Linked DNA regions of Mus musculus: region 1 is linked to region 2. The links are chromatin loops, found by intact Hi-C in ENCODE. Cell type or tissue: gastrocnemius. All regions are shown on one strand. Region 1 overlaps Gm46585 (a long non-coding RNA gene). Region 2 overlaps Pde10a (phosphodiesterase 10A).

Region 1 (2,500 bases), 200 kb after region 2:
TGAAAAATCATAAAAATAATGGGTGATCCAGGCACAAAAAAGGATTAAACTAAGGCATTCTACACCAATAGGAATGCATGATGGACAAGCCAGCCACCAACCCTTTGACCTACACTCTGCCCTGCCTGCAAGATACACTAATGCAATGGTGGCACAGAGCTTATGGAGTAGCCAGGCAACGTCTAATATGACTTAAGGCCCACTCCATGAGATAGAACCCATACTGCTTGGAGGACCAAGAACCAGAGACTAGATAGGTCAGGGACATGGGGTAAAACAAAATACTACTGCTCTACTAAATGTACCCATACAATGACTCCTACTGACATTCTGTTATGCTCTTAGATCAGTGCCTTGCTCAGCCATCATCAGAGAAGCTTCCTCTTGCAGTAGATGGGGACAGATACAGAGACCTAAAGCCAGACACCATACAGAGAATGAAAGGCCTTGCAACACTCAGCCCTAAATGGGAGGTCTCCATCAAATCCTTCTCAGGGAACCCTGCAGATTGTCAGAGCCAGAGGGGATGGAGGACACCAAGAAAATGAGACCCTCAAACAATCAACATGAGCAATGTTCATATGACTTCACAGACAGAGGCAGCATGCATACAGCCATGCACTGTTCTGCAACAGGTCCTCTGTGGGTATACTATGGCTTCCAGTTTAGTGTTTTTAGGGAATTCCTAAGTGTGAGAATGAGTGGGTCTCTGATGCTTGTGCCCTCTTTTGGACTCTTCCTTCTGTTTATTTGTCTTGTGCAACTCTGATGTGATAAAAAAAATTTTTTGTTTTATGTTTTATTTTGTTCTTCTTTATCTTTATCCCTCAGAAGCCTGTTTGTTTTCTAATGAGAGACAGAAAGGGAGTGGTTTCAGATGGGAGAGGAGGAGAGGGGGAACTGGAAGGGCTAAAGAGGAAATCATAATCAAGATATGATCTGTGGGGTCGGGGGATCTATTTTCAATAAAATGGGGAGGTCTTAGGGGTTAGAAAAGGATAAATATCCACAATATAAAAGAATTTCGAGTTAATAGGAAAAACACCAAAACATGCGATGAAAAGGGAGCAAAAGAAATAAAAATAAACAAATGAACAAACATGAAAATTTGGTCATTCCCACTACTACATAAAAGTAAAAGAATCATTGAGCGGTTTTCATGGGGCGGGGGTGGGGTGGGGTTAGGGGTAGAAAAAAATTTCTTGGAAAAATTTGGACCCATTTCTAATTGGTTCAAACACTTGAAAGAGTAAATTATGTAGAGCTAAATAGGGTGGTCTGTAGGGGGCGCTAGCTGTGCTCCCTGGTGTCTGAATCTCGTTAAAACAAAACAAAACAAAACTGATCTCACAGATGGACACAGGGACACAGGGACAACATTCACAGAAGTCCTTTTATAATATAAAAAAGTCAAACAGGGAAGACGACAACTCACTGTCCTTCAAAAGAAAAACAGAAGAACCACACACTGGAGCCCATCTCTGTAGTGAACCGTCACATAGCATCGGGAAGCAAGCAGGTCAGCGCCACATGCCAGCGTTTGAAAGGGTGAGCAGCAGAATCCAATACAATGGTGTTTGGTGCAAGTGTGACTTTCCAAGGCACCATAGAGTTTTGTTTAGGTACGCACACATCTACAGTAAAGGTATAAATTATGTGGGAGAGGAGACAAATAGAGAATTTTGGACAGTGGTATCCCTGGAGCAGAGAGCAGGATGCAGAAAGGAGATGCAACTGAGGAGCGAGCGGGTGATGCCCACAATGGGACTCTGATAGCTCACACTAGTGAGAGCTGCACAGATGCTCATCACATGCACGAAACACTGGCATACTGTGGCCTATTTGTGCGAGCTGTAGCATCCTGGCCTGGTGATTCAGTACACATGTGTGGAGCTCAGGAATCTTAGGTCCCCTGGGAGCCAGAGCAAAGGGTACCCCGACACAGGCAAGTGCAGCCACGGACTATAAGACCATCAGCATAGGGAATATAAGGATATTAACAGTGATAAGAATCATGTTCGTAAATATCAACCAACCAGAACCCCCAGAGCTCTCGGGGACTAAACCACCAACCAAAGAGTACACATGGAAGAACCCATGGCTCCAGCCACATATGTAGCAGAGGATGGCCTTGTCATGCATCAATAGGAGGAAAGGCCCTTGGTCCTGTGAAGGCTCAATGCTTCAGTGTAGGGAAATGCCAGGGCAGGGAGATGGGAGTGGGTGGGGGGAACACCCTCATAGAATCAGGGGGAGGGAGGATAGGTTATGGGGTTTCTGGAGGGGAAATTGAAAAAGGGAATGACATTTGAAATGTAAATAAATAAAATATCTAATAAAAAACGAATCATGTTCGTAGCATAAGACAAATGCAGGAATATGCGTGTGAGTCAAGGCTAGGACAGAGTGTAGAGTCTGTGTGTGTGCCCACAGCTTATGTGTTTGCATCACATATTCAAATAGGTAAGAGGGGAACAGATCCGACTGCAGAGAAACAGTG
Region 2 (2,500 bases):
TCAGAGGTCCCTGGTACACAGCTCCCCTGTCCTCTTTGCAACAGTGGCAGCTCAAAGTCCACCCTATCACATTGTTCGGGTAAACGGGCTAGCAACATGTTGAGGACCCAAGTTTTAGCAGTGAGGAGACCCCACTGAGTCCCCACTTGAGTCACCTGTGCACCTGGTCTCTGCAGACATCACCCTAGATGCTATTCACAGCTGCACTAGCACTCTTGCGATGAAAGCCGTCCAAGGGGAGTGACAAGCTGAGGTCCCCGTGAGCACACCCTGATCACACACACAAGCTGTGCACAGAAGCAAACAGACAACATTCTGATTGTTTTCTACCAAAAATCCTTACATGAGCAGGTATGGAAAGACAGGTGCTTCACTGCTCAGGAGGGATCTAGAAACTTGGATCTTCTAGAAGCTTCGATAAGATGGTGTTTATCAGAAGCTGTGTGTGTGTGCGTGTGTGTGTGTGTGTGTGTGTGTGTGTGTGTGTGTAGTGGAGGTTGGTCTGGTCAGTGGGCTAGAGTACACGGGACCAGGAGTGGGGTGCCATGGCTCAGTGTGACACATCGTGGAACGCTACAGGAAGGGGATTATACTTGCTATAGACGTGTGGTAAATGTTTCTAGGCGGGCACACAGCCCCCTGACTCGGTTCCCATGGCATGCCTCACTGACACGCTCACTCTGTTTGTGTCAGTTAAAATCAATTTTAAACTAAAGACTATCCCCACAACTTGTAGAAACAGAGCAGGAAAAAAATTACAGCTTTTTATTTTCATAGATTATCCGTCATAAACGCCACAACCTGTGGTACAGTTTTGAGTATTGGAAATGGACTGAGGTCTGTGTAATGTTCTCTGATAGACATTCTTGTCTGGCTGCTCCTTTGAAGGGAGATTCTGGGGATAGCAAAGCTCCTGACTTTACATGAGCTTTAATATCAGGGAACAAGGCCTTGGTCAGCGGTTCTACCACGCAGGTGAACAAGGACTGTGGGCAGCCGTTGACTTGCTATGAGGCAAGTCAACCAACCAAGATTTGTATGCAGCTGGTGGTCTTGGCATTGTTTTGCTATTTCAGGGAGACTGCCAACAGATCTTGGAGCCTTCTCTGTTCACATGCTCTGTAACACCAACACTACACGGTTAGTTACTCAAGAACATGGGAATCATACCGCAAATCCACACCATAGTTCACCATGGTGTTGCCTAGCTCACAGAAGTGCTCTGTGTATCACACGAGCTCACGAATGGACTTCATTATAGTAAAAAGTACTACTGTGGAGGCCTAGCAAACCAGGCACCAGCACTGAAGATGCTGAAGTGTGTCTGTGTGTGTGCGGGTACTGCATGTGACCATGGGGTGTATCGCTTGTACTCAACCAGAAATCTAGGAGCAGCCATAGAGGCGGAGACCCTGATCCAGGCTTAACAGCCCCACCCCAGCGCTCTTAACAGACTCACCTTGCCAGCCCTCAGAAAAGTCACACAATGCTACCACCCTTTTGTTCTTATTCACTCTGAGGCAGATGAAGTGCAGGAAGGACACAGGCTTCCTCCCAGGGCATCAAAGGGCTGAACTAATTTTTATAAGAAACACACATTCTAGAAATACCACACACAGAACAGGATGAAATGAACCAAAGCAAAGATACACAATTGATTGCACGGTGGGCCTGTGTGCCGCTGGGCCATTTCTGGCAGGCAGTAGCCAAAGGTACAACCGAAGTGCGAGCAGGCCTTGAGGTACTCCTTATGGCCCAGCCACTGTTTGCAGCACAGTCGATTCTTAGAGCGCTTGTGAGAATATCTTTTCTAGAGCACCAAAGTCTATATATAGATACTTACATTATTGCACTCTCCAAGGAAGTACAGTGCAAATCCGTCGGCTTTTGTGGCTGCCAAAGCAATAAAAAGAAGGAAGAAACTAATCTCAATGGAAGAATATAACATCACAGATTCTACAGCGAGACTTGGGCACCAGCCTTTGCGAGGATTGGTTAACATAAGCGGTGCTCATAAACAGAACAGTATAATGTGTGGCTTTGCTCAATAACATAATCAGAAGGTTCCCAGTCTACAGACATTTTCCCGGCATCCTCTAATACACACGGGAGGCTACACACCTCATACAGAGGCATCTATCCCGCTTTCGATCCTCACAATAGGAGAGGGGCACCTCATTTAATTTTTGAGGGTAAGGGAAAAAACCCCACATGAATTAAATAAGCACCCACCAAAACACATTGTGTAAATATACAAGTAACACCAAAGTGAACAGATTTTAACTTACATGTTTCTTCAAGATCATCCCAAGGCAATTATCATATCAAACACTGTAAGTCCTGGGTGGGTGGGGACAGGGGTGTCGCCCAGATTTAAATTCCCTGTATCTCACTTTGGTCTCTGTGTGTTTGGGTGCCTGGTTGGTCCTCAGCCTCTTTATCAACAAAACAGTGAGGGCAAACTCACAGTGATGGTGGCATGTGGTAGCATGAAGAGCGC

The links. A loop is a pair of places that touch in the nucleus more often than their neighbours do. Peaks named below come from ENCODE experiments on the same cell type or tissue, not always from the same donor. Only the 100,000 strongest peaks of a DNase experiment are listed, where the experiment ranks them.
Region 1: it touches region 2 in a loop (2.1-fold over the local background); 9 of 42 quality-filtered maps call a loop at or near these places.

What each region holds. Positions count from the first base shown.
Region 1 is chr17:8,730,072-8,732,571 of GRCm38, reverse strand. All of the region lies in intron 1 of Gm46585 (a long non-coding RNA gene), which reads left to right. It also overlaps a transcript of Pde10a not described here. Among named protein-coding and RNA genes, the nearest start is that of Gm46585, 4.1 kb to the left of the region's middle. In gastrocnemius, a CTCF peak has its summit at 1,281 (motif pointing right); no DNase peak of the experiment used is centred here.
Region 2 is chr17:8,929,903-8,932,402 of GRCm38, reverse strand. Pde10a (phosphodiesterase 10A) reads right to left here. Exons shown (of 22, transcript NM_011866.2): 5 at 1,844-1,893. Among named protein-coding and RNA genes, the nearest start is that of 1700010I14Rik, 57 kb to the left of the region's middle. In gastrocnemius, no CTCF peak of the experiment used is centred here; a DNase peak (open chromatin) is centred at 1,057.